6 separate regions of the Homo sapiens genome follow, and all the other regions are linked to region 2. The links are chromatin loops, found by intact Hi-C in ENCODE. Cell type or tissue: B cell. All regions are shown on one strand. Links, peaks and the distances in the headings refer to the core of each region. The heading gives the core; the rest is flanking DNA.

Region 1 (5,274 bases), core at 413-4,412, 310 kb after region 2:
TTGATCTTGGGGAGGACAGAAAACTCTAGGATAGGAATGAACAGAGCATAAGGATCCTTGGCCACCTAGGCCCATTCTCTTTCACTTAAGGCTGACCTGGTACATGCTCCGCAAGCTCACACACCTTTCCACGACAAACAGCATCACTAGCACACCAAAGGCAACACCAATGTCCACTCCTTGGGTCTTTGGGTGCTAATAAGCTATCTCATTGATCAGAAGTCCCATATCACTTACACCTCGTAGTCCTAGATTTGTGAACTGCTAAACATCAGTTTTGCCCCTGTATCTGGAGACCCAAAAAAGCTGGAAGGAAAAAGCAGCATTGAATCCATCCCTTTTCTTGAATAAACAATTATTTCACACACAAAAAGAAGAAGACAAAATCTTCTCCAGCAGCATTCTACCAAGCTGTGCAGTTTTACCATTGACCTAGATAACCTGAGTTTCCTGGAAAATTCCAGATGGACTATACCAAATAATACAAAAACACATTCACATTATCCCAATAGATAGATTTTGTGAAATAAAAGTGTATTCATTTTTCTTTAACATCATTAAAATATTAATTTAAATTTCAATTCTTCTCTACTCATTGTTAAAAGCTGACACAAGTATACTGGATGAACTCTATTTCAGCTCTATTCTTACAAAGTAAGAGGCACGTGAAAACCAAAGTAAAAAGGACTCTGTTTTCCACTTGTGCCTGTTTCAGAAAAGTCAGCATTTAAAACAGTTGTCTGGAAAATCCAGTCCTGAAACCAGGAAGGTATCTCTCTCTGAGTCTAGTTTAGTATCAAGACAGGCCCTACGAGCAGAAAATAAGTTAAAAATTCAAAAAAAAAAAAAAACAAATCAATTTGCCATCTTTTTACTGGTAGATATTTTTTATGACATTCAGCAATTTAAACTAGTCTCTGTAAGTCAACATCTACTCAAGTTACGGTCTAAAATCTTAAGTGTCTGTGCTCAGAGCTAGTTGAATTCTTCTCAACAGAGAAAGTGAATTCCCCACTCCTCAGTTCTCCCTTCCCAAAATGGGCCACTTAATTGAGTCCTTTGGAGACATCACAGTGCAAGAAACTCCCCAAAGAAAAAAATGCCCAAGGACTTGAAAAGAGAAAGAATTTCACACTTGCTAGCCCAGCATAACCACCCACCCTTGAATGTCAGTAAATGAAGAAGCCAAAAATGGCTCTTTAACAGACATCCCCAGGGAGGGTAAGGTTGTGTCTGCAGCCAGAAATGTTGCTTCCTTTGGTCTAAGTCAGTAATATTCAGATCACAGCTCTCCAGCTGCAAGCAGATCTGTTCAGATGCAAACTGTGGCTGGTGAAGCCCCCACTCCCTTTCTCTTCTGAAATATGTTTCACCTCTTTTTCCAGGGTAGGACCAAGTGATGCTTTCATTCAATGGTAATTATAAATATGACTCTTGGCACATTTAACTGTAAGAGTCATTGCTATGAGACCAGATTTAGCTACTCTAATATAAGAATGACTTTCACTCTCATCTTATCCGGGCCTCTTAGCAAACCAGAACCTAAGCTAGTTATTGGACCACTGGCCATGATGGGATGAGGGAATGAAATGTCTTACTCCCTTCCTATCCTGTTCATACCAGCTTCCCCACAGAATGAGATTTTTTTAAGAAGGGAATAATCTCACACGAGCTACTATAAACCAGGTAGCTCAGGACTTTCTGGTCATCTGCACTGACACTGTCCCAGCTGAGATTCAGAATAGTTAAGTAACGTGTCAGAGGTCACTCAGCAATAAATACCAAAGCCATGGCTCCAACCCGATTCTGTTGTGCTCCAAAGTGCATGACCTTTCCACCATGTTGTGCTGCCTGACGGTTTTCTTAAGATTCTCAGGGACTATGGCAGTTAAGGTAGCATGAACTACTATAACAAAAAGCCCAAAACTATATAACAGCTCAAACAGGATAGAAGTTTGTTTCTTGTACACATGAAGTCTGAAATGAATATTCCTAATAGGAAGCCTCTTAAGTAGTGATTTGGGACCCAGGCTCCTTTTTCCACCCTGTGGCTCTGCCGTGTCAAATCAGGGCTTTCATGGTGGTCGTACCCATCTTCATCAAGAAGGTGGGAGGGGAAGGGCATGGTGGGCCATTTGCAGATTGTTCCTTCATGGAAACCACACACATCATTTCTGCCCACATCCCTTTGTCTGGAAGTCAATCTCATGGGCTCTACCTTTTGAGAAACGTACTTCATCCATGTGCCTGAGAAAAAGAGGAACATGGTTTGGTGAAAAGCAAATCAATCGTTGTCACAGGAGCTAAAGAATTCAGTATTTGACAAAAATTAGCCGGGCATGGTGGCACACGCCTGCAGTCCCAGCTACTTGGGAGACTGAGGCAGGAGAATCAGTTGAACCTGGGAGGTGGAGGTTGCAGTGAGCCGAGATTGTGCCATTGCACTCCAGCCTGGGTGACAGACTGAGACTGCATCTCAAAAAAAAAAAAAAAAAAAGAATTCAGTGTTTGATTGAATTTGACTAAAGAACACACATCTCAACAAAAGCTGTGGCATAAATTATTTGTGTTTTAAATGAAAATATATGGAGTTGTGTATATTAACTAAAATTAAGATTTGAAAACATTCTTAAGCCAGGCCCTATGATCAGTAAGTGTTTTAAATATTCAAAAGAAGATACAAATTAATATTCAAAAGGAGATACAGTCTTTCTATTAGTGCAGGAGGCCCCAACCCTCAGGCCACAGATGGGTACTGGTCTGTGGTTTGTTAGGAACCAGGCCGCACAGCAGGAAGTGAGCGGCAGATGAGCGAGCATTACCGCCTGAGCTCTGCCTCCTGTCAGATCAGCAGCAGTATTAGATTCTCATAGAAGTATGAACCCTATTGTGAACTGTGCATGTGAGGGAGCTAGCTTCCATGCTCCTTATGAGAATCTAATGCCTGATGATCTGAGGTGAAACAGTTTCATCCTGAAACCATCCCCCTCACCCTCCCCTCGGTTCATGGAAAAAATTGTCTTCCATGAAACCAGTCCCTGGTGCCAAAATGGTTGGGGACCACTGTATTAGTGGATATGTTTTGACATGTAGCAATATAGTCAACCTCTAAAAGTCAACAACTACTAAAGATGGAGTCCTTACAACAACTACTAAAGGCTAGGCATGGTGGCTCATGCCTGTAATCCCAGCACTTTGGGAGGCCAAGGTGGGTGGATCACAAAGTCAGGAGTTCGAGACCAGCCTGGCCAACATGGTGAAACCCCATCTCTACTAAAAATACAAAAATTAGCCGGGCGCAATGGCAGGTGCCTGTAATCCCAGCTACTCAGGAGGCTAAGGCAAGAGAATTGCTTGAACCTTGGGAAAGGAGGTTGTGGTGAGCTGAGATCATGCCACTGCACTCCAGCCTGGGCAACAGAGTGAGACTCTGTCTCAAAAACAAACAAACAAAAAAAACCAACTACTAAAGCTATGAAAGGGTCAGGCTCCCCTCAGCATTGTACCATCAATAAGAAGCTGAGGCTGACCCTGAAAATCACCTTGCAGCTTAGATAGACCTTGTTGTTTCAACAGAAGAGATGTGCATCCCTGAACCCACAAAACCAAAAGCTTGCTCTGTGGACAAGGTAAACTCTGGTTCTTTAATGTTACTGGCAGCAAAGTACACAACTAACCAAGTAACCCTTGGCCATCCTTAGAGCATAAATAGCTGAGATGTTATCTACATCTGCCCACACCCATTTCGCCAATGATGACTTCTCCCTTGATACCCTCTTCAGCAGCAAGAGAGGGAAAAAGTTCAAATGATGACAGTGGCAATGGCCTAAGCACGTTTCTCCAGGCATGAGCTGGGCAGTGACCAAGAAAGAGCAAACTGCATCCCCTCCATCCCTGAGCCACTGTGACCTGTTCACCAGCTCTGTTCAAACTATCCAGGTACATACAGCAGTATTTGGAAACTGAAGCTCTGAGCACTCTGAAAAATTAACTGCACTAGCTGTTTGCATTCTCAAATACACTTTGAGCAGATAAAAGTGAGTTGCCTGAAGCAGGAAAACATTGACTTTCTTTTTCTGGTTTGCTAGATATGGTTCAAGAAAATGTCTCTTCTCCTCTGTTAGCAGTCCTTCCTCTCCTCACCCTTAGTTTAGCTTTCTTCTTGACCTGCAGGAAATCAGAAGGAGGTGAACCAGAACTTAGCATAGAGCCTGCATATGTTAAGTGCTTGTTTCGATTCCACACATGTGTATTCAGCACCATATATACAGGGCAATGTATGCAGTATTGGGACCACAACGTGGTCCTACTGTCAAGGAGACCCTGCTGTTTCTGAGAAAGCCAAGATGTGTATTCTTTTCCTGCATATTGCAGAAAGTCAGAAACTGTTTGCTGCATCAATGAATAAACGACCAGGCCCTGTAGTGGAATTGTACCATAAGGAGAGGCCCCCAGCCTTTTCTAAAAGTAAAGAGCAGATTAATTTTGCTTGGTTGTTGACCTATTTCCTTTAGTATAATAGGTAGATTGACTATAGTAGGGCGATGGATAGATTCCCTTAAAGAGTGAAGTTTTCATTTAGCACCCCCATCCAGTCAAAATTGCTCTTGAATGAATTCCTGATTTTCTTGAAAGAAAGAAAAATCCTACACAGAAGCAAGTTAGAATAGAATTCAGGATAAATAAGAAGACCCCCAAGGTCAGCATTTCCCAAAGAGTGTTCCAGGGAACATGGGTACCAAGGTGTTCTATGAAAGAAAAATTCAGTTGCCTAGTTAGTTTGGGAAGCAATGCATATTCTATTTCCCTTTTAGAAAGTCACAAAGCAAATTGATATATTCAAAATTCTGGAAAGACCCACAGTAAAGAATCCTTATAACTGTGTAACCTAGTTTTCTCCAAATATACTGGAACACAGAAAACTTTTTTGTACATAATACTTACCAACATTTCTTTAACGTGTATACCATGAAGTCAACTTTGGCAAAAAGTCTCCTCAATCCATAAGGCCTGTGCCCACCTGGCATACAGGTGTGAAAGAGGTAGCTGGGGCTGAGAGAACTCCACAGAGCCTTTATGAAAGGCGGTGAGGGACTGCAGAGACCCCGTGAAGACAAGAGAGCAGAAACCAAAGATGAGCTTGGAGTGAGACTCGCTGGACGCACACAGCGGCACAAAAGGGACAGCCTGATGACCTCTGACAGCTGGCACCTATAGGTTAATCCTGTTTCAGATTTTGGCTTCTCAGGGTTTCACCTCCCTCAGTTTGCCAAT
Region 2 (5,274 bases), core at 884-4,883:
TATCCCTCATTGACATTCATTTATGAAAGAATTGCTGTTGTGCTCCCAGGTAACAGGTTACTTATTTGTGCTTCTTGCCTCACTAGGTCAATGCAAGTCTAGTTTCAGTCATTAGAATATCAGGGTTTTATAGGGGAAAGATGTGGGGAAAGAGAGGGAGTGTCTGAGGGGGTGACATGAAATAGGTATGTTCCAGTACTTAACGTCTTCAGAAAGTTACTTTTCTCAAGAAATGGGACTTTCCTCAAAAACCATAGACCCCCTTCAGTTAGCTGAGTAATGAGGAAACACAGGTGTCAACCAACATGTCAATAACAACTAGACAGGTTTCTTCAAGGTGTCCTTCGATGCACTGTAAATAGACACCATCTCTGTCCTCTGTGTCTTTGCTACTCAGACCAGCATCACTTGCGGGGACTGTGAGAGATGCAGAATCTCAAGCCCTTCAGGCCCCACCCCAGGTCTATGGAATTAGAATCAACCTGTTTTTCAACAGGATCCCCAGGGAATTCATTTGCGCTATTACAGTCTGAGAATTACTGCTCTAAGAGAATGTTTGTGCTTGGAGTCCCATAGTCTCAGGCTGTATCTATAAAACATCAAAAATATTTGATTTGGTGAATAAAACACAGTGGAACTGGTTATGGAATATCATAGAAAACAAATTATTTTCTCCGCACTCTTTACTTTTTATCTCCTTCCTTTGAAGACCCTTCTAGCTTCCCATATTTTATATCCTGGCTGTGAACACCCCAGGTGAATTGAGTCTCACCCACCCAGGACTGGCCCAGAACACGGGACATACACAACTGGCTTTAGAATCAAGCTTTATTCATCCCTGATCCTGGAAGTTTGCTTTCTTGGCTCTGACACCTTCTTTGGCTCATGTCCCTGAATTGGTCTCAGTCTCTTTTTTTCCCCAGCCTGGGATTTTGTTGCTGCTCTCTCTGAACTTGCATTTTTTAAAATCTTTCCCATTTAGTCCTTTTTTTTTTTTTTTTTTTTTTTTTTTTTTTTTTTTTTGAGACAGTGTCTCACTTTGTCACCCAGACTGGAGTAGTGCAGTAGTGCTATCACCGCTCACTGCAGCTTTGACCTCCCAGGTTCAAGCAATTCTCCTGCCTCAGCCCCCCAAGTAGCTGGGACCACAGACACATGCCATCACGCTTGGCTAATTTTTGTATTTTTTGTAGAGATGGGACGTCGCCATACTGCCCAGGCTGGTCTCAAACTCCTGAGCTCAAGCGATCTGCCCACCTTGGCCTCCTGCGGTGCTAGGATTAGAGGCATGAGCCATCCCACTTAGTCTCAAGATATCTAGAGGAGGTTTCGGTTCTTACCTGTCTAAATTTAGAGGTTTGCAGCATGGACTTTTACTCTATAGGTGGCTTGTGGTTGTTAAAAGGGAGTTGAACAAAAATGCAGCTGTGCTCAGCAGCCAGGTGTTGTTAATAAAATTGGTTGCAAACAGAATCCCTCAGGCTTGGCTGCACATTAGAATCCCCCAGGGAGATTCAAATTTTCCAATGCAAAGGCCCCGGCCCCAGATCAACTAAATCAGAATTCCATGTCCTCAGCATCAGTGGTTATAAAAAGCTCCCAGGTGAGTCTAATGAGTAGCCAAAGTTTGGAAATACCAGTTTAGAGAAACTTCTATGTCCCAGTCATGCCCATCCCCACTCCCTCCTCTGGGCCTCAGTAGCAGTTCACTTCTTTTATTCTACTTAGTCTTTTTCTCTTCACCACCAAAGCATTTAGAAAATAATGAATGAAGAATGTAAGCCTCTGGGTGTATTCTTAGGGTGGGGACAGGAAGTGAGGGGTGGGGAAGGAAGAAGTTACATGCATGATCTCTCACACTGCTAAAACTATGCAAAGTTTGCCAGAATGGATATTAAACTGACCCCAACATCCCCCAGTTTAAGTTGCACCATTACTGCAGAAGAATCATAGAAAGCGAGAACATGGAACTCTAGAAGGCAGGCAGACAAAGCATCAGAGAAGAGATTTAACATGGCACAGCCCACGATCTTCCCACTTGCAATATTCCAAACAAAAAAAAATACCCCCAAACTTTGTGTCCGTAAGTGGAAGTTCTAAACCTGTGTCTTTCGAGGCAAAGCAGAAAGGGCACCAGGTGTTCTGGTGAAGAGTTAATCTGCCCATGCCCCAAATCAAGGTGAGATGGAGAAGGCAGCAGCAGTGCAATCCATACCAGGGCTCTTGGCCTGGGACCCTTCCTTGGGTGGGTCTGAGCCTGCACTGGAACCAGGTGAGAAGAGCTGCAGAAGGCAGGTTGAAGGAAGGGAGCCAGGGTGCTCCTCACATGCTCCCTCTGCTTACCTTTTCTCTCCTGGGTTAGGAATTCACAGTCACTGATGCAATTTGTTGGGTTCTCTAAGTGTCTTCCCCAGGCCCTACAGATGAGCAGCACCTGGGGACTTATTAGACATGCAAATACTCCAGAGGAGGGCTCCACCTCAGACCTCCAGAATCAGACACCTTGGAGGTGGGGCCCAGCCACCTGTGTCTTCAGAAGCCCTTCAGGAGTTCCTGATGTGCACTCAAGTTTGAGAACTACTATTTCATTTCATGCTTCTTAGAGCTTGCTTTTGTGGCCATTTGTTCAACTGGTCTGGAAAGGGGAAGAAACTTTGAAAGTGCTTGTTCTCCATTCAGACTGCTGATTGTTGATGCAGAATAGCAGCTGGGGTTACTGGCCATTTCTTCCCAGGTCCCCCTTCCTGAACCTCTCATCTTCTGTTTTCAGGCTCCTGGCTGTAGTTTCTGGTCCCTGCAGTCTGGCTTCCTGGATATAATCTTTGCCTGTTGAACCTGAGGCAGCTGCCTCTTCCTTCCCGCCTCAGTTTATCTCCCAGGCTCCAGACCCTGCTCCTCTCTCTAGGCCTCCCCACTATGCTTCCTTCTCTCATAAAAGTTGAGGCCCAGCTTCATCCTCTAGTTGGCATGGAGTCCCAGATGATGCCAGCTCTGTTCATCCTCTTTGTTTGCCCTCTCCTGGCCTGCTACGTTTAGTTAGCAAACATGCTGCTATTAGCAAATACTTTTGAATGAAAGAATTAAGTACTTTTTGGTTTCCAAAATCCTTCTACCTGCATTATCTCATCAGATCATTGTGACAGTGAAAGTACGATCCCTATTTAACAGTCAATAACACTGAGGCCAATCCAGATTATAGTCTAGTTAATAGAGCCAAGACTGGAATTAAGGTCTCTGAATCCTAACTCAATGCTCTTTTCATTATGCTGCTTACTTAATTCATCTCTTCACAGAGATGCGTTTCAGAGTATTTTCCACTCTCCCCAATAGCACACCATTAACAATTCATGCAAGGTAGATTTTTAATCAACATTCACCTACAGCAAGAACTGGTTTAAGCTGGACAAATTGCAAAGAATGTAGTTTACCTCATTGCACAGGTGCACACCACCAAAAGATTTAGCAGAAGATAAGAGGATGGATGTTTGGCCACACAGAGATTACCTGCAGCTGTGGTGATTGGTTCCTGGGGTCAAAGAGCCTTTGCTGATCAACAGAGTTGATTAATGGGTCAGTAACTCTTGTAGTTTAGAAATCAAAAGATTTTCAACTTGAACCTTGTATTGGTTTACATTTACCTCTCATTTCTTAGGCAGGTCGATAATAAATTAGGGCATTTGAAAGCTAGTATGATTTCCTTTAGGGTCCTCTGCTGTAAGCCCCAGTCTCTGAATGACAGTGTTTGCCTGGAAAAGAAGCAACCACCTGCATCTGCTGGCTTGGGCCTGCCTGGAGGTTAGAGGTGTGATGCCCCCGACACAGGGCACAACCATTCCCCAGTGTGTGGTGGGGAGCAGAGTGAACCACTCACCTATCCCAGATTCTGCACTGGCCTGTGTCTAAGAGCTTAGATTGCAACACTGAGGTGCCTGTTGCCTTAGCCTCCATGACTGAGGTCTTGAGCTGTGACATCCACCCTCACCATATCCCTACCTGTACTTGCTGCCCCATTTGGACCTCTGACAAGAGGGCAAACAGATAAGGGCAAACCTCCTCTGGCCTATGGGGATGCAAGGCCATGGCTATGCCTTCTGGTTCTGACCACAGCTCTACCTTTGTGACTCACACTAACAACAATCCTGTTTCTTATTTCACCACCTGGCCCTCTGGTGCCATGTGCTCTTTAGATGGTCCATCCCCAAGCCCAGCTGTAAATTATTTTGGTCATTTTGTTGCCAGTGGAGGGTGCCCAGGTTATTGGCATCCTGAACAAAGAATTGGACAAAATGCTCAAACAAAGCAAAAAAAGAATGAAACAACAAAAGCAGAGATTTATTGAAAACGAAAGTACACTCCACAGGGTGGGAGCGGGCCGAGCAAGCAGCTGAGATCACAGTCACAGAATTTTCAGGGGATTAAATACCTTCTAGTGGTTTCCCATTGGTTACTTGGTATATACCCTATGTAAATGAAGTAGTGGCCCACTACCAGTTTGATTGGTTGCAGGAGAGGACCAATCAGAGGCTGAAGCAAAGTTACAACGTTACGCCCTATCAAGCATCTGATTAGTTGCAGGAAGCAACCAATCAGAAGCTGAAATGAAGTTACAAAGTTATACTCCTATGTAAATGAAGACTTGGCCTGCGACCAGCCTGATTGGTTGTGGGAGGGGACCAATCAGAGGTACTTTCAATTTCTGCCACACAGAAAAGGGGAGCGTTGCAAAGGGAGTAGCCTCTGGTCCTTTTGTTACTTGGGTGTGGATAGTTAGGGTTTTCCTTTTGATTTAGTTCTAGAAAGTCAGAGTGAATCAGCTTTAGGTTCCCTGCCTCCAGGCCCTATTCTCCTGCCTCAATTTCTGACCTGTGCTTCTGTGACCTGGCCCTGAAAGAGCCACCAGCTCTCTCCAGCTCAGCAGATGATCCAGTCTTCACTGGTAGAACTGCCTTGGCTTTAAATTCGAAGCATGGTTGGAGCTTAACAAATGATAGAAAAAAATATGGAGAATTGAATTGATGGGTGAATAACATTTGGAGAACAAGCATAACCACACTGGCCTCAGCTCTCAAATATTAAGGAAGCTAAGGGGAGCTCATCATTCCTTCCTAAAGTCAGATTACCCTGATTCTGTAGATATGGAATCCTGTGGTTATGCCTCCTCACAAGTGATGTAAATTTACAGTTGTTATGAGATGACCCTGCATGTTCTCAAGCAAATGACAGTAAAGAGGATGATAATGAGTGAATGAAATAAAGAGAAGTAGGAGAAAGAAA
Region 3 (5,274 bases), core at 891-4,890, 560 kb after region 2:
AACCAGTAATCCATGCTGCTTCCTTAGTTAATAGCTCTAATGCTTATTACCCCTCCCTCACCAACCACTCAGCAGGACAAAGTGGTAAATTCAAATTCAGGCTCTACTCCTTATTCCTCCAGGCAGTTTCATTATCTGAGTACTTGGCATAATAATATCTTCCTGCTGTGGGGGTCGCCTGAGATAATGATACAGGTGCTTGCCTGTGGAATCAGCCCCAGGCACTGCAGGCCTGTTTGCAGTCCCCTCTGTATCTCGGGTCTCAAGTTCCCTCTGATGATATTCAAAGAAACTCCACCAGGGCCTTAGGTTCCATCAGGGGCTTCTTCCAGATCATCTTGTATCGGTAACGCACAATGATTCAGCCACACCCATCCACAAAGGCTCATTACCTCTTGCTTTCAGTAAACCAGGCTGAACACAGGTAAGAATAGGAGAAAAAAGAGGTCCCAACTCATGCTTCCCTGACCCCTGTATCTCTTCCCTAGGCTTCTGGAGAGCCTGCCCGAGGCAGCTGGCAGCCCTTAGAACATTAGAAGGAGAAAGTTTTTGGATGCAAAGTATTCGTGAGGAGGGCTCATTGAAAAGAAAAGGCAGCCTATTGAAATTCAAGTTAAGCTTAGACCAGATCCTATGGCTAACTCCCATAGGATATCCTCCCGCTATCTCATGTGGGGATAGCCATAGGATCTGGTCTATGCTTGCAGAGCCATACAACCCTCCTCCCCACACCCAGTTGCCCGTAAGTACAATTTGAGCTCCCCACCCACCATGGTCTGCTGTACATCTTGATACCAGACCTGCCTTTCCTGGAGCTGGCCTCAGATGGATTCAGCTGGATCCAGTCCAACCAGATTGTAAGCTCTGGCCCTCCAGATAACCTCTGTGGCTTCCTCCAGGCCTCCCACAGTTGGGGCCTCTTGGAATCACAGTTGATAATGTTAGTTGCCAGCAATCACCCCGATCTCTAAAACTTCATCTCCGTGCTTTCCGTTCCTTTGCCAACCACCTGTTCAGGCTGATGATGACATTTAATGAATCTCCTTCCTTCCTAGTCTTGATAACAGCACAGGTCCCTCACCATACGAAGAGAAACAGCCTTTCAAGAACCTGCTTTGGAAATTGGCACTCTCGACATACAACTGCATTCCTTTCAGCTCACATTACTGCAGCTGCTCCAGTGCCAGCATCTAAACCATCTCATCTTGTGTCCAGTGCAGTGAAATCACCTTGTGGGGAGAGCAGTCAATGTGTTGGTAGGGACCAAGGGCCGAGCCTACCCCACTGGGAACTGGCTGGGCTGGGCCCTGTGTTTGATAGAAATCCTAACATATTCAGAGCCATAGGAATTTTCTTTTTTCTTATGCTGATAGTTTACTTCCATACTACTAAAATTTGCAAAACAAAATGCCACAGGCTAGGCTAAATACAGTGCACATTCTATCTCTCTCTCTTTTTTTTTTTTTTTTACATTTTTTTGAGACAGAGTTTCACTTTTGTCGCCCAGGCTGGAGTGTAATGGCATGATCTGGGCTCACTGCAACCTCCATCTCCCGAGTTCAAGCAATTCTCCTGCCTCAGTCTCCCAAGTAGCTGGGATTACAGGCACCCGCCCCCAACCATGCCTGGCTAATTTTTTTTTTGTATTTTTAGTAGAGATGTGGTTTCACCATGTTGGCCAGGCTGGTCTCAAACCCCTGACCTCAGGTGATCCACCTGCCTCGGCCTCCCAAAGTGCTGGGATTACAGGCGTGAGCCACCGCGCCGGCCATAGTGCACATTCTCACATGCGCTGCATGGCCACAGGGAAAGGCATAAGCTTTCTTGTCCCCCTCCATCTGATATAAATAAATAATCCAAGAAACAGAGCATTTACTTTTTCAGGACCAGATTTATTCATGGTATTGGCTGCTCTTCTGGTAAATGAGCTCGGCTTCCAGGAATCAAGCCTGCCCACGTAAACATGGCACCCCGACCCCTGAGAATGTTAGCTGGCCACTCCTCACCATATACTCCTGCCATACCACAAGTGGATGGCTAAATGGTTCACGCCCAAACTGTCATCTATCTAGAAGCTATTACAATCTAGATTTTTAAAGTTACGTATTCTAGATCCACAAAAGGTACAACAGACTAAGTGCACTTAAGTTTTGCAATTTGTTTCAGCTTGAAGGATTTCCATACGTAATTGCCCACAGTTGTTATGCAGTGTCAGAGAGCTAGCACAAAAGGCGGTCTCCCTGAGACATAAACCAATCTAAACAGAGCTGTCACTATAGTTTTTACACAGATGATGATTCTCCCTTCTGCAAATTTAGGTCATGGTAATCTGTCTGTTACTTTTGATCTTCCCATTGAACTATGTTTCTCCATCTTGCTAGTGTCTTCGATCGTTTTCTTTTGTGAAGGGGCAAAAGAAAAGTTATCCAAAAATTCTTTTTCCACTCTGGTAAAAGTAGTTTTAAGATAATACTAAAAAGTAATGTTTTATCGCCCTCTACTGGTATATGACATTAATAGCCATTTGCAAAAAAGTTAACTTTTAGAGAAAAGGTAATAAAATTCAGAAAAGTCAAAAAAAAAAAGAGCCTTTTATGTGCCTTTAACATTTGTCTTATTTTTATTTTTATTTTTTTGAGATGGAGTCTCGCTCTGTAGCCCAGGCTGGAGTGCAGTGGCATGACCTTGGCTCACCGCAACCTCTACCTCCCAGGTTCAAGCAATTCTGCCTCAGCCTCCCAAGTACCTGGGATCACAGGCACGTGCCACCACACCCAGCTAATTTTTGTATTTTTAGTAGAGATGGGGTTTCACCATGTTGGCCGGGCTGGTCTTGAACTTCTGACCTCGTAATCCACCTGCCTTGGCCTCCCAAAGTGGTGGGATTACAGAGGTGAGCCACTTCGCCCAGCCAAAATTTTTTTCTTTTTCTTTCTTTTTTTTTTTTTTGAGATGCAGTCTCGCTCTGTCGCCCAGGCTGGAGTGCAGTGGCGTGATCTCGTCTCACTGCAACCTCCACCTCCCAGGTTCAAGCAATTGTCTTGCCTCAGCCTCCTGAGTAGCTGGGATTACAGGCGCACACTGCTACGCCTGACTAATTTTTTGTACTTTAGTAGAGATGGGGTTTCACCGTGTTGCCCAGGCTGGTCTCGAACTCCTGAGCTCAGGCAGTCCTCCCGCCTCGGCCTCCCAAAGTGCTGGGATTACAGGCGTGAGCCACCGTGCCCTGCAGTTTCATTTTTATAATATCTTAAGGTAACATAAATACTTTACCTTTTTTTTTTTTTTTTTTTTGAGACGGGGTCTCTCTCTTGCCCAGGCTGGAGAACAGTGGCGTGATCTTGGCTCACTGCAACCTTTACCTCCCGTGATCAAGCAATTCTCCTGTCTCAGCCTCCCAAGTAGCTGGGACTATAGGCGCCTGCCATCACACCCAGCTAATTTTAATTTTTGTATTTTTAGTAGAGACGGGGTTTCACCATATTGGTCAGGCTGGTCTCGAACTCTTGGCCTTAGGTGATCCACCCACTTTGGCCTTCCAAAGTCCTGGGATTACAGGCATGAGCCACTGCACCCAGCCATTTGCTTTGTTTTTTAAAATTTTTATTTATTTTAATATTTTTAGTAGAGATGGGGTTTCACCATGTTGGCCAGGCTGGTCTCGAACTCCCGGTCTCAAGTGATCTGCCTGCCTCTGCCTCCCAAGGTGCCAGGATTACAGGAGTGAGCCACTGTGCCTGGCCACTATTTTCATTATTGTTCATTATACAGGCATCTTTTAACATTAGGTATCTGACTTGTCTGCATCTTTTGTTCTAATATTGAGCTTTGCTGGGGGAAAAAAAGTTTATCAGTTGCATAATTTGGGGAAACTTTCTAAAGATACTTATTAAGAGAGAATTTCTCTTAGATATTCTCACTCTCTCTGAAGCATCTTTCTTTTAATTAATTAATTAATTAATTAATTTTTTTTTTTTTTTTTTTTTTTTTGAGACGGAGTCTCGCTCTGTCGCCCAGGCTGGAGTGCAGTGGCAAAATCAGGCTAACTGCTACCTTGACCTCCCGGTCTCAAGTGACCCTCCCACCTCCGCCTCCCAAGTAGCTGGGACTACAGGTGTGTTGCACCATGCCGGGCTAATTTTTTTAAAACTTCCTGGGCTGGTTGAAGCTTGCTTGCTTGCTTGCTTGCTTGCTTGCTTGCTTGCTTGCTTCTTTCCCTCCCTTCCTTCCTTTCTTTCTGTCTTTTCTTTTCTTTTCTTTGACAGAATCCCGCCCTGTTGCCCAGAATGGAGTGCAATGGTGTGATCTCGGCTCACTGCAACCTCTGCCTCCCAAGTTCAAATGATTCTCCTGCCTCAGCCTCCCGAGTAGCTGGGATTACAGGCTCCTGCCACCATGCCCAGCTAATTTTTGTATTTTTAGTAGAGACCGGGTTTCACCATGTTGGCCAGGCTGGTCTCGAACTCCTGACCTCATGATCCACCTGCCTCGGCCTCCCAAAGTGCTGGGATTATAAGCTTGAGCCACCATGCCTGGCCTAAAGCTATCTTTTTTTTTTTTTTCCTCCTGGGTTCAAGCAATTCTTCTGCCTCAGGCACGCGAGTAGCTGGGACTACAGGCACGCGCCACCACGACTGGCTAATTTTTTTTTTTTTTTTTTTTTTTGAGACGGAGTCTCACTCTGTTGCCCAGGCTGGAGTGCAGTGTCGCGATCTCGGCTCACTGCAAACCCTGCCATTTGCAATGGTTCAAGCCATTCTCCTGCCTCAGCCTCCCGAGTAGCTGGGACTACAAGCGCCTGCCACCACACCCAGCTAATTTTTTGTGTGTGTGTGTTTTTTTTTTTTTAGTGGAGACGGGGTTTCACCATGTAGCCAGGATGGTCTCGATCTCCTGATCTCGTGATCCGCCCGCCTTGGCCTCCCAAAATGCTGGGATTACAGACGTGAGCCACCGCGCCCAGACCTAATTTTTGTATTTTTAGTAGAGACAGGGTTTCACCATGTTGGCCAGGATGGTCTCGATCTCTTGACCTCATGATCCACCTGCCTCAGTCTCCCAAAGTGCTGGGCTTACAGATGTGAGCCACCGCACCTGGCGCATTTTTCTTATTAGTCTAAAACTAGAATCTTTGTTTCACTTGAGATAAAGGAAAGAAGTAGGCACTGGGAATGGATCAATCTTTAAAGAAATATTATGCTTTGAATTTCCATGAACAATTAGAATAACAATAGAAGGTGACTGATGAATAGCTATTATGATAAAACCCAAGTT
Region 4 (5,274 bases), core at 714-4,713, 59 kb before region 2:
AACCCAGGAGGCAGAGGTTGCAGTGAGCCAAGATCAAACCTTCAGCCTGCACTTCAGCCTGGGCAACAAGAGCAAAACTCCGTTGAAAGAAAGGAGAAAGAAAGAGAGAAAGAGAGAGAGAGAGAGAAAGAAAGAGAGAGAGAGAGAGAGAGGAAAGAAAGAAAGAAGAAAGAGAGAGAGAGAAAGAAAGAAAGAAGGGACAGAGGGAGGGAGGGAGGGAAGGAGGGAAGGAAGGAAGGAAGAAGACTGGAAGACTCAGCAAGTCTACTATTCCATCTTCCCCTGCCTGCTTTATTCTAGCCACTTTGGCAGCCGCTTAGATGGTGCCCACCCAGATTGAGGGTGGGTCTGCCTCTCCCAGCCCACTGACTCCAATGTTAATCTCCTTTGGCAACACCCTCACAGACACACCCAGGATCAATACTTTGCATCCTTCAATCCAATGAAGTTGACACTCAATATTAAACATCACACTCTGGAAATGCTCAGCTCCAGCTCCTGAGGTCAACACTCTCTCCTAAACTTCAGTTCATTCAACGAACATTGATGGAGAACCTGCCAGGTAACAGGCCCCGAGCTGGGCAATGGACACAGGGAAATGAATAAAATGTGATGTCAGCCATCAAAGCTCACATATGATTTTATGTCCAACTACCTACTGACTTTTTCACTTGAACCTATAGTAATAATAACAACAATAATAAACCTTTTAAAAAAATCTGCTGCCATTTGTTGAGAAACCTGCCAACCTGCCTCATGCTGGCTGCTCAGTGTAAAGCACTCTCTGGCCCCCAGAGCTCACATGCACGGCCTTCTGCTGTGCTTTCAATGTTTGTGTCTTCTCCAAAACTCTCATGTTGGAACTTCAACCCCAATGTTATGATATTCAAAGGTAGGGCTTTTCGGAGGTGATTAAGTCATGAGTATAGAGACCTCATGAATGAGATTAGCAATCTTACAAAAGTGCTGAAGGGAACTAGCTAGGGTTTTTTTGTTGTTTGTTTGTTTGTTTGTTTGTTTGTTTTTAACCCTTTCACCTTCCACCATGTGAGGACACAGTATTTTTTCCCTCCAGAGGACGCAGTAACAAGGCACCATCTTAGAAGCAGTGACCGAGCCCTCACCAGACACTGAGCCCACTGGCACCTTTATTGGACTTCCAAGGCTCCAAAACTGTGAAAATTACCCAGTCTTAGGTATTTTGTCACAGCAGCATAAACAGACTAAGACGCTTTCCTCACTCATAGGCCAGGTAAGGCTTGGGTGTAATATCTCAGTACACAGTCTCATCCTAGCTAACAGCCAGACTATGACAAGTGGGCAGGAACCAGGCCACACGTCGATAATGATGTGTTATGGTTTTAAGATTATGGTGCTTCTCATCTGACTTTTCTATTTATGATAAGAAATGTAAGACGTTGATAGATGATAATTCAAATTTAAAGTAAAAATGTCTTACTATTGCCCTTTTAAACTTCCAGAACAGTTAAGGGCATTTAGAGATTGCAAACTGAGTTTTTTTTTTTTCTTTTAAAAACTACTTTTTGCAACTAGTTCTCAGAGTGAATCAGAATATTCTCAATAGTATATAATTAGAAATATATATAAATATATACATATATATAAAATGGAAGTTGGGTTTGTCACACATATGCCCAAAATGTTGTATTAATTAATACTTCTTTATTGATCTTATTGATTCATTCTGTAACCGTCATAAATTTGAACTTACAAACTAAATGTCTGTTAACAAAATGCTGCTTTTATTTTTTTTTCATATGCTGGAGTTTTCCATGAGATTTTGTTGGGGAAAAATATATGTAATGCTGAAGAAGTTTGAACACCGTGGAGCAAACCTAAGGATTTAGCTGCACAGGCAAGGGCCTTCCAGCACTGGCCCCGCCTGCCTCTTCAGCCTCAACTCCCCTCTCAGAACCCCTTACACCCTGAGGAGCAAAATCACCAGCTCTCCCTCCATCTGAGCCTTTGTTTAAACATGTTGCATCCTCCTCTGGAATGCACTCCCCCTCCTCACCTCCCATGCACCCCCTTGAACGTCACCCCTAGGAAGCCATCCTGACCTCTCCAGGGATAGGGTCTGTGTTCCCACGTAAATGCTCCTCCAGCACTTCCCACCATTGATGTAAATTTTGCTTGCATGTCTGAGTTCCTAGATGGGAAGGGCAGTCGCTTATTGATATTTATTTACACAGCGGCTATTCATTACCTGGCTCATAATATGTGCTTAATAAATGTGAATTGAATGAACAAATGAATAATTTAAATAACAACCAGGATTTAGTCCTTAATGGATTTGAGCTTCTATATTTCTAAAATGCTCATGGCTGACACTGAATGCATACTAAGTATCAGGAACTGCCCTATTTCTACGAATTTCTTCTTTAATCCTCAAAAACAGTTCTATGAGGTAGGTAGTACAATTATCATGCTAATTTTTCAGATGAGGAAAATGAAGTACAATGAGGTGATATGACTTGAGCAAGTTCCCCAGCTAGTAAAAGGCACAGAGACACTTGACTCTAAGGAGTCCACCATTGTCCTCTACGGGATGCACCGTACTGCTTACACAGAGAAGCCTACATGCAATAGGCCTTCCTTTCCTCTTTCCATTCTATTTACTTGCTTCTTCTTTTTTTTTTTTTTTTTTTTTTTTTTTAGATGGAGTCTCACTCTGTTGCCCAGGCTGGACTGCAGTGGTGTGATCTTGGCTCACTACAGCCTCCGCCTCCCGGATTCAAGCGATTCTCCTGCCTCAGCCTCCTGGGTAGCTGGGACTACAGGCACGCGCCACCATGCCCAGCTAATTTTTGTATTTTTAGTAGAGACCGGTTTTCACCATGTTGGCCAGGATGGTTTCGATCTCCTGATGGGTTTGAAAGTTATGCATGTTAGAATTATGCCTAAGATAAGCATTAACAAGATTCTGAGATGGCATTCTTTGAGTAAAGCATAAACTTTAGAACATGTCTTCTCCTTTAGCAGGACTGGGGCCTTGTTTCTTTTTGCCCTGGTTTTTGTCTACCTAGGTTGGGCTCTGGACACTGAGGGGTCATGGTAGTCCTCAGTCTTCCCTGACTCACCGCTGGGTGGCAGTACACCACACTTCCTTTATTCCTGCTCTTTTATGCGTGCGTGTAGAAGTGGGAGCTCTGCTTTAGGGACCACTCTCCAATTCTCAATCTCCTCTTTTGCTTTTGATGTAAATTATCTCTTACACTTTTAGGTAATAGCAAATATTGTTTGTGTCTGTTTTTATGCACTCGTTTAGAATGACATGGAGCTTTGCCAAAGTCAAACGAAGCACATTTCATTAGACCATTTTCATGGGGAGGTTTTTCTTACACAAAATTATCTACAATTAAAAATGCAGAGAGATTTTCCCCGTGTGGCACAGCTTTTTAAAAGACAGAGTCAAAACCTTTATCGAAAAAGCAATTTATAATGCCAGTAATTTTCTACCTCTGTCCTGCTATTATCAAGGACAGCAGTTTTAAAAGAACTGGCTCTGGTCTCTCTGCTCAGCCTGTCGTGCTCACGTAATGGCTTGTCTGTAACTTCAGCCCATTGCCATGGAAGTCATTATGCCACACGCCCAGAAGGGTGATTTTCTACAGCATCAAAGAGGAAGCAACTGGGTTCAAAATGAAAAACAATCTCTATACATGTGAGAGAAAGAAGCATGATGAGGTGGGAAGGACCCAGAGAACACGATTTTATGTGAAAGAGTGCTATGAATGCAAGTTTTCAAATAGAATATTATCAGAACAAGACAATAATAGTTGAAGTGAATAAAATAATTTTCCTAATGGCCTGTTCCTTCTCTCAAATTTTCTACCATAACACATGGTTAGAAGGTCCCAAATAAATGGCCCTTTACAGCTTCTCTGACATTTCTGGTAGCAAACATTCCAAGTGAATAATTTTATTTCTTTCATAAAATCCTGGAAGGGAATCACAAAGCTGCCTGGCTTTAGATGAGGTCTGGGTCATCTCGTCCATACCTCTGCCTTCAGGAAGGTTCAAACTTACTTTCCTAAGCAGATCAGACTCTACACTGGGAGATACCATGAGCTACTTTTTCTGAGGCCAGGGGCAAAGTTCTCTCAGTGTACTGAGTCAAATATTTTGTTAAGGAAGGAACTTGGGATCTGGAGTCAGGGGATTCCAGTGCAAGCCTGGGCTCCAGGGTTTGCCCACCCTGCAAACGTGGACAAGTCACGTGACATCCTTGTGTTCAGGTTGCCTCATCTTCAAAACCGGAAATAATAACCTACATCACAGGGTTGCTCCAGTGGTCAAGTGAGACAATGGATGTGAAAGGGCTTTGTCAACTGGAAAGTGCTCTTCAAATGTCACTTATTATTATTGTTCTGCTCAGTCCATTCATTTTTCTCTGCATGAGTTGAAGAGTACAGTCCTTTACCATTAATCTGCTCCCATGGAGAAGATGTTGGCTTCTACCTGCGTGCACTGGCACCACCAGCCTCCGCAGCCTGGGAAGGAGGTGTAATCTGAGGAGGAAGGAGGAGTGTGAGACCCATGTGTACAGCAGCAACTTCCTGCCTCCCTCCCAGACAACCTGGATCTGTGCACTTGTGGCAACTCAGTAGGGGTCTAGTGTTAGAATTGTGGGGTGAGGGACAGGAGATCTGGATTCTGTCACTATCTGACCGTATGACTTTGGGTTATTTCTTCACTTATTTAGTAACTCATTCAAAATAAATAGTGATTAGAGACACAGGGTCTTGAGCCAGGCAGTCTGAGTTCAAATCTTGATTTCCCCCAATGACTTGAGAGGTGATCTTAGGATAAATACAAACACAAGCCAGTACTTACTGAGCAATCATGTATGCAGCACTGTTCCAAAGGCATGATAGATATTAACTCAGATGATCTGTGCAACAACCCTATGAAATTATCTCAGTTATTACTCCCATATTACAGATTATGAAACTGAGGCCAAAGTGCTTCAGTAACTTGCCCAGGGTCACTCTGCTAGCAAGTGGCAATCTTGCACACCCATCACAATTATGCTGAACTCCTTAAAGAAATGTGCCAATATATGTGAGTACTCAGAGCGGTGTCTGCTACACGGTAAACACTCCATGTTAGCTATAATTTGTTGTTTATTAAGGACTCATTATGTGTCAGTAACTTTGCTAGGTGCAAGGAAGATGCACGAGCCTCCAGCCCCACCCCTTAAAGATCACAGACATTTTTATTTCTTATGGTTCTGGGGATCAAATCAAAAAG
Region 5 (5,274 bases), core at 761-4,760, 460 kb after region 2:
CCAGATAAGCCAAACAGCTATTTACATGACTAGTTTTAAACTTCCCCTTCAAATACAAATAAGAAAAAATAAAGATTTATCTTAATTTCATCTCCTCTCCAAGGCTGGGTACCCTTGCTTGAGGAGTCAAATAAAAACTTATTTTTGCTAAAAGACTCAAGGACAGAGAGAGAAGCTGCCATTAACCATGTTGATTACTAGGATGGCCCCAAAGACAGTCCATCTATACCTAAAGCACGGCTCAAGTGCTTGGAGAAAATCTTTGTTGCTTCTTCCACATCTGCTCTTCCTGCCTGCCAACTGAGATGCACTGTTCTCCCTCCATTCCTCTGCATTTCTACCGAATGGTCTGGAAAGCCAAATGAAACGGAAGTCTTCACTTAATGAGACATTAATTATGAAGTCCATCCAACTAAAGTGCTGTCTTCAGTGTTCACAGTAGCCTCTCCCCACCTTTTAAAAGGGCCAGAGGGTTGATGGTGGTAATGGGTCTCTGCCTCTGTGCCACCCTAGGTTGACTTCCAGGGGTAAACTTTAAGGCCTTTCATGTGAAAGAGAGTCAATGCACTAACATTTTCGGGCTAGAACGGCACTTTTCAAATTGCATAACACAGAGTACAGAGCACTACTGCATTATGCTCCATATCCTCACATCTGCTATGGTGCGGGAGGAAGCCCAGGATAGAAAGGATTCAATTCAATTAACAGAACCTTGGGAGTTCAGGCAAGCAGAATCCTACATTTAAATAAATGCCCATTTAACCCTAAAGAAACTGAGTAGAGGAGGATTAGGGAGTGCTCATCTTCCACCTTTCCTCTCCAACAATCAAGGTGTTCCTTGCTCAGGCTCTACTTACAATTCCCTGAACTGCACAGTCAGGAAGTTTGAGTGTATCTGCACAAGACTTCTCTAGCTTCATTACCAAACCTTGAGTCACCTGAATCCGAACAGGCCAACTGATGTTTTAAGTGGAACAAAATTCCCTGCCTACCTTTTCTTTTTCCATTTATTGGGCTAAAAAGGTAGTGAAAATGTGGGCGGTTAAACCCTCCATAACCATCACTAACAGAAGCAAACAAATGTTCACAGAATCCCAAAGTCCAGGAACAAATTATATTTAAGTTTTCACCCTTAAACTGAGTTTAAGATTTTGGGGGGGACATTTACTCCAAGCCAAAAAGTTATCCTAAGAAGACCCCTCACTTACAGGGGCTGGGAAGCACTATGATTATTTTCCTGTTATCCATCTAATCTCAACCCACCCCGGCAGAGGCCCCAGCCTAATGAACAACCCTCAACCAAATCTTCCTGAAAGAATTCAGAATGAGCAACTATGGAGGTCTCCTTGGTAGAATAAAGGGCCTGTCCCTCATAAAGACAACATAAAAAGAGTCAAGGACACAAGTGATTTAAAAGTGTCACTGATTGACCAGGAGTGATGACTCACTCCTGTAATCCCAGCACTTTGGGAGGCCGAGGTGGGCAGATTGCTGGAAGTCAGGAGTTCAAGACCAGCCTGGCCAACATGGTAAAACCCCATCTCTATTAAAAATGCAAAAATTAGCCAGGCATAGTGGTGCATGCCTGTAATCCCGGCTACTTTGGAGGCTGAGGCACAAGAATCACTTGAATCCAGCAGGCAGAGGTTGCAGTGAGCCTGAGATCGAACGACTGCATTCCAGCCTGGGCGACAGAGCGAGACTCTGTCTAAAAAAAAATAAATAAGTAAATAAATGAAAGTGTCACTGATGCCAACTGTCCATAAGACAGTCAAGGCAGACCATCAAGAAATGGCTGCAAGAATATTCTACATTCAAAGACATCTCAAAAGTAACTATCTATTCACATAAACAGTTTAATACAACTCAATCCAATTCTTGCCAATTCTAAACAAGAAAAGACTGGCATAAAATATAAATCTTCTCCCCAATCAAGGCCAACAATGAAATTAAAGAAAAAAAACTCTCACATGAGTACAGTCTGTATTATTTATAGAAACAACTTTCATATCCATTTCAAGTTACTTAAATTCAAAACTTGCTAATAATAGAAACAGTATGTAAGTGTCACTAAAACCGGAAACTGCTGCAAAATAACAGAATATTTCAGAGTCAAATTCAAGGATCTGTGTTGTAAAATATTTCGTCTTTGTTACTCTATCAGCATTTAATTTATAAAAAGTGAACATGTTCTACTTTGGTTAATTAACCACTAACATAAGTCAAATAATGAATGCTGCTGCCTCCTAAATTAATCAGAATAGATTAACAGAATCCTTTGAGCTTATTGTTTCAGAACAAATTTCAAAGCCACCACAGTAACTTTCTGGAAGTTAAGAAAGAGGAAATGTGCTTCTCATGTCAACAGCAGAGCAGTTTTCAGGAGTCCCATTGTTTCAGTGCAGGGAGCTCAGCTGTCCTGGACTGTCCTGAGTCAAGACAGGAAGAGCTGTCAGACTTCTGGGGCTGATCACTCAAGCATGACTGGACAAGACCAGAAGCAGCAGATGTTTAAAGGGTGATGGGAAACAACTATGCAAAGAAGGAAACACTAGTAACTTGAAGAGTTACCAAAGCCTCACTCTGTTGACATAATTTGCAATCAATAAATACGTTTTAATAAAAGTCTGCAAGTTTGTACGATGGGAGCCTCTCTCTCCCTGCTGCTGTGGCCCCTACCCAACTCCTCCCAATAACAGCAGTACTATTTTACAACCCCTAGAGCAGGTCTTAAAATGTAAGAGAGATTTTAAAACCATCATTTCTGTCCAAGAATGACTATTCTGGCATAGTGACGCAAAGAAAAGCCATTCAGATAAACAAGAAACCTATTCTCCAAGAACAAGGAATTGGATTAGACTAGTAATATCTAATAACATCTAAGCCCAATGATGCAAACAAAACAACACAACAGGAATGTGTACTATACTATGGGCCAAATGCCGCAAACAGAAACCTTCTCCTTGCTAAGACTCTTCGGTCTCTTCTTACATAAAGACTCCAGGCAATTACTGTCCCCAAAATAGCTTTCTTTCCAAAATGACCATTAACCAAATGCCCCTCTTGCGGAGTTACAGAAGAGGATAGATGTCAAGTGTTCCATCAAGTGGAACAAGAACTAAAATATGGAACCTTGAAACCACAACTGCTGATATACCAAGGATGAATCCCAATAAACCAGAAAACTCACTCAAAAGTTTAGTTTTCCATCTCCACAGCATGGGTTATCCCAGCAGTCTCAAAGGCTCACACCTGTTTCACTGGCTCAGCTTTGCCGTCAACGGGAGATGTGGAGATATGCTGCAATATCGTTCCAGTTTCAATAACATACCACGCTGGACTAATGCCTTCTGTGTGGCTTTTTTTTTCTTTTTTAAGAATATCAAAATGCTAGGGGCTTGAGAGAGATTTAAACATTTCACCTGGTACAAGTAGCATTAGGACTTTCAAAAATACCAAATTGTTCACATCACAATGTTTCACTTAACGCTACACTTTACGAGCTGGCCATCAAAATCCTCTTCTACTTCATACCTACTCTCCTCATTTATCACTTTCTGGTTTCTAAGGTACTAAAGTATTGAAAAAGAAAAACACAATGCTCAGGTTCTGGAAGGCCTCTCGGAGGATGGGGCCTGGGGACAGATGGAGGACCCCTTTATACCAAAGGCAAGAGGACTAGCAGTCCCAAGTGGAGAGGGAGGACTGCTTCAGAGTTCAACAGAGGTCCATCGTTTCTGATCTGCAAATCAGCTCAGAAATAAAAGAGACTCTTCCTGCCAAAAAAAATACAAAGCAAGAAGGGGAGCAATGAGAAATCCAACAGGGTCAAACACCTTGAAAGGGGGCAAGCTGTAGCTTGCTGCTACTGCTAGGAGGGCAGCAGTGTTGAGTTTCCTAGCCGGGTGGCTCCCACGTTCTGGACACGGCACCATGAGGAGGTCTAGGCAGAAAGTAGCTCATAGGGAAGAGGCAAGGCTCACAAAGAGAAGGATCATCAGCAGTGCACTTCAGTCAAAGTTGGTGCAATTGAATTTTGAGCAGCTGAAGGTCCAGAGACCTCCAGGAATGGAGAAGTACAAAGCAGCCAGAGGCCCAGAACAGGAAACCTGGTGCCATACTTACTGGGCAGGCCAGCCAGGTAGGGCGCCCAAGAGGGATGATGGAAAGGACAGACAGCAGAGTGGAGACTAGCAGATGATACATTCTGGGTGGCTATAAATAAGAACGCTTTAGACCATAAAGGCCAATTGTTTTATAATTTTACTAGTCTTGTTACTTTCATAAAACTATAGCAAAAACTACTAAAAATATATATATTTTTTGAGACAGAGTCTCACTCTATCGCCCAGGCTAGAGTGAGGTGGCTCGATCTTGGCTCACTGCAACCTCCACCTCCCAGGTCCAAGCAATTCTCATACCTCAGCCTCCTGAGTAGCTGAGATATTTTTACAGCTGTGTGCCACCACGCCAGGCTAATTTTTGCATTCTTAGTAGAGACAGGGTCTCATGATGTTGGTCAGGCTGGTCTCGAGTTCCGGGCCTCAAGTGATCCACCCGCCTTGACCTCCCAAAGTGCTGAGATTACAGACGTGAGCCACCGCACTCAGCCCTATTAGAAATTTTTTGTTTCTACAGCTCCATAAGTAAATTAGAGCTCTGCCAGTAGATTAAATGAAATAAATCACTACACTTGAATTCTCACAAACTGTGACATCTGTATCCTCACCCATCAACACAACCTGTATATTACCTATGCATTACTCTTCCAAACTGGGTAAACCAGAATGTGCAATCCCCATCTTATTCAATCTTCATGCTACTCTGATCTCCAATCTCCAGCACTCCGCTTACTAAATTCCAGACAAACTAATTGAGGACCTGTATCCTGATCATGATTTAAAAAAAACAACTTCATCAAAACTCAGGACAGAGAAAGTTGCTCTCAGCTCACTGTACAATTTGTTTTGTGAACTAGACCTGCAATATCTTTGAAGGAGTTACCTTAAATTATTAAAAGCAAAAGACCCATCTATATCTCAAAGTTCCAGAACAAAGCTTTTCACTTTCTGAATAGCAGCGAAGCAGAAAAGACAACTTAAACCAGAAGGGTGCCCTGATTACTACATTCCTCCCAAACATGTTCTGAATATCTCCAATTCTCCTCTCCTGCCTCTTGGAGGAACACAACCAGAACTACAGCATCAGGTTAACCTTGTCTTGAATGTAAGCTCCTGAAGATCTAAATATTTTGTCTCACACTTTGTCTTTCTG
Region 6 (5,274 bases), core at 771-4,770, 320 kb after region 2:
GCTCCAATACAGTGAGCTTAACTGTGATTAGGCACAAGGGTCCATGGATCAGGGGAGACTCAGAGGAGTAAAGGTGCATCTGATAAGCCAAAAAGGGACACCTTCTCTACCACCCCACCTATCGTGTGTGTGTGTGTGTGTGTGTGTGTGCAGGTACACACTCATTCTCCACTGTGTCCAAGACAGCTTTCAGGATCACCAATAAACACCCTAGTGAGGAGTCCTGGGCTGGACATGAGACCCACACTCTAGATAGATCAGCATTTACTTTATGTTCTCCTTTGATGCATGCACATATGCCTTAGTAAACTATTAAGTCATTCCATGGTATTTCTCTATATATTCTCAGACAGTTCCTTTCTTACATTTCTAGAACCTTGTGCTTTAAAATGTTAGAATGTGCTATAGATCTTAGAATGTCTTAGAGATCTTGGAAGGCCTATATATCTTGTTAAAAGATACTTGAATTGGGTGGCCACTTTCCTGATTCCCTGAGGACAAACCCAGTTCACAGCACCCATCACAGAATTAACTGACGTGAACACAGCCCCTCATATTTTCCACTTCTACTGAGAACCATGAAGTTGAACCCAAGTGGGTGCCTGGTGTATCATTTAGGGCCAGTTTCATGAAAGTAAAAAACATATGCCAAGAAAGGGGCTGTGCTGTTCCTGGTTGAAGGAGTAGGATAAGCAAGGGACCTAGTGCTGCAGTCAGGGTAGGCCTTTTGTCTCTTTGTCGGCCTCTGGTTATCTGGTGACTTCCAATGATGTGCTTGCAGGGGAAGGGTGAGCAGGGACTGTTTATGGAAGGTGGCACAGCCCAGGGAGTCTCACACATTTGCATAGATGTACCCCAAGCAGAGGGAACTGTCCACAGTAAATGCTGTGTGAATGCTGTCACTTGGAAAGGAGGGACTTCAAACCAAGTAGCTGCCGTAGGACCATGTTCACGTTCAAAGATGGTTTTAGAACCAGCTGAAAATTTTGCTTTTGGCACCCTCAGTGAGAGCACGTTTAAATAATCTCTCATTAGTTGAAGCCTGAAACCATCAGGAAAAAAGCAGATTTTTGATAAAAATCCAATAATTAAACCTTGACACAGGCTCAGAAATTCCCAGGCCCAAGCCCTCTGTGTTTTATAACATTATTTCACGATGTGAAAGATACCATCTGAATAAATGCCTTCTGCTTCTACACTTTAACTTTTTGTCACTGATAAGTTCATTCAAAAAGCACAACAACTCTCTAAAGGTTGACTCTAATAATAAATGGATCTCTTTTCTCTTATCTCTTCTCCCCGTGTAATTGTGTGCTTCATTCTCGAGCTGTCTTCAACATGAATAACTCTACTTACTTCAGCAAAGGTCCCCAAACATCACTCCAGGAGGCTGGAGAAAGGTCATAAGTACCCTTCATTCCCAGACACTAATTTTTCTTTTCTTTCATATTAAAGAAAAAAAAAATCCCAGCTCGGGATTGTTCAGCCTCCAGATAAGAAGAAAAAAAGTGACTATTCATTACACATATCTAAATTTGGACTATAAATTTAATAATTGTAATGTTGTTTTTATTTTTAAGCTTTTTCTTGTCTGGGTCTAAATCCTAGGAGTGAGTTTGATATTTCAAATCCCTCAATTTCTAAAATCTCTACTGTCTTATTCCAAATCAAGTGTTCAAGTTAATTATATCCCCTAGCTCCCATTAAACAGGAGAAATTCTTCAGAGAGAGTGTTATTTGAATAAAACTTCTTGGAATTGTTTAGTTGGAAGTATTGTCCTGGGCCCCGTGAGAAGAGGCACATGCATGTTAGGAAATGTGGCTGTCCAGAGCTTATGTAATTATTCAGTAATCTGTATACCACATTACCAAAATGCCATATCTGCCTCAAAGGCTAACATGTGAAAGTTTAATCAGCACAGAAAATGGACTTTAAAAATTTCAACATAGATTCTGAGCAAGGTGAAGGGGACTGTGAAGACAGTGAATTCTAGATTCCTTCAACACTCCCATATGGGAAATCGAGTGGGATGGAGAAGACCTCATTTCAAAAGGAACGTTGTACATTTACTCACTGTTAAATATAAGGGCAGTTACTTCTATTCAAACTCAACAAAAGTTAAGTGTTTCTTGCCTTTAATCAATGAAATATATAAAAATAGAGATTTAGAGTTGCAGAACTTCAAGTGACAGAGACCACGGGGCATTGAGTTCAGAAGCCACTTCTGGGCCAGACGTCCCATCCCAGTGTCCCTGGGTGTGACCCCTGCTCTTCTGTGTAAATCCCTCCGGGAAAGATGACCTGACTCCACACTTGGACCCAGCCTGGCCCAGTGTGGGCATCACCTCTGGCCAGGAGAAGACTTAAGTGGTATAAACGGGGTGAGGGGCTCATCATAGAAGCTGTGGGGCAGGCCATGTGCAGTGGCTCACACCTGTAATCCCAGATTACAGGCTCATGAGGGCTGGTTACGTTTTCACTGATCCTGTTTAGACTTTGAGGAGAAAGGCATGCTTCACCAAGCACTACCTTGTGAGCAGCTGGGGGGAAGCCCTGACAAGTCTCACTTCCTTCCAGCAACAACTCTCCCACATTGTTCTCGCCATTGTCTACGCTTCCCCGTTGTTAGTCATTCTGTGAGTCAAGAGCTGGCCTCGGCCAGCTGCAGGCACGCTTGGCTGCCCCGCTGCATGAGGGGCCAATGTCACTCCCTCCCGGGCTCTACGAGGCCAGGTCTGCAGCCAGCAAGCCACAAGGGACCTCCCGAGCCACCTGTTATTGTGACCATGCGTGGCCCAGTTTGTTTTGATTAGAGCGTTCCAAAGAGGAAATAAAGCCTATATTTATATTTTTATTTTAAAAAGGCAGGGCCACTTGGGAGGCCAAGGCTGGTGGATCACCTGAGGTCAGGAGTTTGAGACCAGCCTGGCCATCATGGTGAAACCCCGTCTCTACTAAAAATAAAATAAAAAATTAGCCGGGCATGGTGGTGGGTGCCTGTAATCCCAGCTACTGGGGAGGCTTAAGCAGGAGAATCACTTGAACCCAGAAACTGAGGTTGCAGTGAGCCAAGATCACGCCACTGCACTCCAGCCTGGGTGACAGAACAAAACTCCGTCTCAGAAAAAAAAAAAAAGAGAAAGAAAGAAAGAAAGAAAGAAAGAAAGAAAGAAAGAAAGAAAGAAAGAAAGAAAGAAAGAAAGAAAGAAAAAAGGTAGGGCCACTTGCCCAGTGCCCTCTTGAATATTTGGAATTCACAGACCTCTTCCTCAAACCCATGGAGATTTGCATGAAGAGCACTTTGCCCATAGTAATGTGATCTCCCAGTTAAGGGAGGCAAAATATTGAGTTGGTTGGCAGCTTTTCCCAAGTTCCTCCATCAGCTGGGAGGGAATGATCTAAGAGGAACAGTGGGTAATTCAAATACCTTAGGGTATTCTACATAATGGAAGAGAAGAGAAAAACCAAACAAACTTTTGTGAGCACATGTAACACAGACATTCCAGGGCATTCATGAGTGGTGACGTTATGGGTTGAAGTGTGTCCCCGCCAAAAACATATGCTGGATGGAGTACTATCTCCCAGTACCTCAGAATGTGATCTTATTTGGAGATAAGATCTTTACAGAGGAAATCATTAGGGTAGGACCTAGTCCAATATGACCAGTGTCCTTATAAAAAAGGGAAATTTGGAAACACAGGGAGAACATCCTGTGAAGATGAGGGCAGAGATCTACAAGCCAAGAAATGCCAAAAATTGCAGCAAATCCCCAGGAGCTGGGAAAGAGGCATGGAACCGATTCTTCCTCACAGCCCTTAGAAGAAACCAACCCTGGCAGGGTGTGGTGGCTCATGCCTGTAATCCTAGCACTTTGGGAGGCTGAGGTGGGTGAAGCACTTGAGGTCAGGAGTTCAAGAGCAGCCTGGCCCACATGGTGGAACCCCGTCTCTACTAAAAATACAAAAATTAGTCAGGTGTGGTGGTGCATACCTGTAATCCCAGCTACTTGGGAGGCTGAGGCAGGAGAATCAGTTGAACCCAGGAGAAAGAGGTTGCAGGGAGCCAAAATCATGCCACTGCCCTCCAGCCTGGGCAACTGAGTGACAGAGTGACTTGATGAAGTGAGACTCCGTCAAGAAAGAGAAAGAAGAAGAAGACAGAAAGAAAGAAAGAAAGAAAGAAAGAAAGAAAGAAAGAAAGAAAGAAAGAAAGAAAGGAGAAAGAGAGAAAGAAAAAGAGAGAGAAAGAAAGAAAAGAAAGAGAGAAAGAAAGAAAGGAAGAAAGAAAGGAAAGAAAGAAAGAAAGAGAAAGAAAGAAAGAAAGAAAGAAAAAGAAAGAAAGAAAAAGGGAGAAAGAAGGGAGGGAGGGAGGGAAGAAGTAAGGGAGCGAGGGAGGGAAGAAGTAAGGAAGGAAGGAAGGAAAGAAGAAAGGAAGGAAGGAACCCTGCCGACACCTTCATCCTGGACTTCCAGCCTCCAGAACTGTGGAACAATCAATTTCCAGAGGGATACATTCCAAGAACTCCAGTGGATACCTAAAACTGCAGCTAGTACCACACCCTATAGATACTATGTTTTTCCTGTACATACATATCTATAAAGTTTAGTTTATTAATTACATGCAGTAAGAGATTAACAACAATATCAATAAAATAGAACAATATACTGTAATAAAAGTTATCGTGCACTGTGGCTGTAATTTTTGCAGTTCAAGGGGAGACACGAAAACTAGCTTGAATTTCTTTTTCCATCTTTATCGTTTCACAAATAGAAGATTGGTTCTTACCATAGATCTTAGCAACCTCAGCATACTATTTGTTTCTTTCCTTATTAAGTCAAGAACTTTCACCTTTTCACTTAAAGGAATCACCTTACGGCTTCCCTTTGGCAGATCAGGGCCATTATTAAGTAAAATAAGGGTGACTTGAACACAAGCACTGTGATACTGCCAGGCTATCTGATAACAGAGCCAGCCTCTAAGCGTCTCACAGGCAGGTAGTGCCTACAGCTTGGATTCACAAGACAAAGGGAGGATTCGGTCCCAGGCTGGATGGGGTGAGACAGCAAGATATTTATTTCATCATGCTACTGAGAGTAGCACATGATTTAAAACTTATTGTTTATTTCTGGAATTTCCCTATTAATATTTTCAGACCACAGTTGACCATGGGTAGCTGAAACTGAAGAAAGCAAAGCCATGGATAAGGGGGGTCGACTGTACTTTGTTACTGCAGCCCTAGCAAATGAATAGAGGTGATGTCAGTACATTCAGTC

Evidence for each region. Peaks named below come from ENCODE experiments on the same cell type or tissue, not always from the same donor. Only the 100,000 strongest peaks of a DNase experiment are listed, where the experiment ranks them.
Region 1: a loop joins it to region 2, with 2.5 times the contacts of the local background. A loop is called at or near these places in 3 of 110 quality-filtered maps.
Region 3: it touches region 2 in a loop (3-fold over the local background); 3 of 110 quality-filtered maps call a loop at or near these places.
Region 4: a loop joins it to region 2, with 8 times the contacts of the local background. A loop is called at or near these places in 4 of 110 quality-filtered maps.
Region 5: a loop joins it to region 2, with 2.3 times the contacts of the local background. A loop is called at or near these places in 2 of 110 quality-filtered maps.
Region 6: it touches region 2 in a loop (9-fold over the local background); 3 of 110 quality-filtered maps call a loop at or near these places.

Annotation. Positions count from the first base shown.
Region 1 is chr13:40,430,998-40,436,271 of GRCh38, forward strand. All of the region lies in intron 6 of LINC00598 (long intergenic non-protein coding RNA 598), which reads right to left. Among named protein-coding and RNA genes, the nearest start is that of LINC00598, 47 kb to the right of the region's middle. In B cell, for the core only: no CTCF peak of the experiment used is centred there; DNase peaks (open chromatin) are centred at 1,204, 2,228, 2,774, 4,207 and 1 weaker place; H3K4me3 peaks cover 1,932 bases; H3K27ac peaks cover 4,000 bases.
Region 2 is chr13:40,125,118-40,130,391 of GRCh38, forward strand. All of the region lies in intron 1 of LOC124903162, which reads right to left. Among named protein-coding and RNA genes, the nearest start is that of LINC00332, 54 kb to the right of the region's middle. In B cell, for the core only: no CTCF peak of the experiment used is centred there; DNase peaks (open chromatin) are centred at 1,434, 1,974 and 2,544; H3K4me3 peaks cover 1,923 bases; H3K27ac peaks cover 1,974 bases.
Region 3 is chr13:40,680,675-40,685,948 of GRCh38, forward strand. No RefSeq gene overlaps it. Among named protein-coding and RNA genes, the nearest start is that of FOXO1, 17 kb to the left of the region's middle. RefSeq lists enhancers at 1-764, 765-1,529. In B cell, for the core only: CTCF peaks have their summits at 2,495 (motif pointing left) and 2,697; a DNase peak (open chromatin) is centred at 2,387.
Region 4 is chr13:40,066,275-40,071,548 of GRCh38, forward strand. It overlaps LOC107984569 (a long non-coding RNA gene), which reads right to left. Exons shown (of 3, transcript XR_001749970.1): 3 at 4,411-4,532. Among named protein-coding and RNA genes, the nearest start is that of LINC00332, 110 kb to the right of the region's middle. In B cell, for the core only: CTCF peaks have their summits at 3,124 (motif pointing right) and 3,328; a DNase peak (open chromatin) is centred at 3,117.
Region 5 is chr13:40,587,395-40,592,668 of GRCh38, forward strand. The region is part of intron 1 of FOXO1 (forkhead box O1); the gene reads right to left. Among named protein-coding and RNA genes, the nearest start is that of FOXO1, 77 kb to the right of the region's middle. RefSeq lists enhancers at 2,315-2,374, 2,385-2,624. In B cell, for the core only: no CTCF peak of the experiment used is centred there; a DNase peak (open chromatin) is centred at 2,427; H3K4me3 peaks cover 1,667 bases; H3K27ac peaks cover 4,000 bases.
Region 6 is chr13:40,443,082-40,448,355 of GRCh38, forward strand. The region is part of intron 6 of LINC00598 (long intergenic non-protein coding RNA 598); the gene reads right to left. Among named protein-coding and RNA genes, the nearest start is that of LINC00598, 35 kb to the right of the region's middle. RefSeq lists enhancers at 2,470-2,769, 2,579-3,184. In B cell, for the core only: CTCF peaks have their summits at 4,128 and 4,434; DNase peaks (open chromatin) are centred at 2,640 and 3,390; H3K4me3 peaks cover 816 bases; H3K27ac peaks cover 2,460 bases.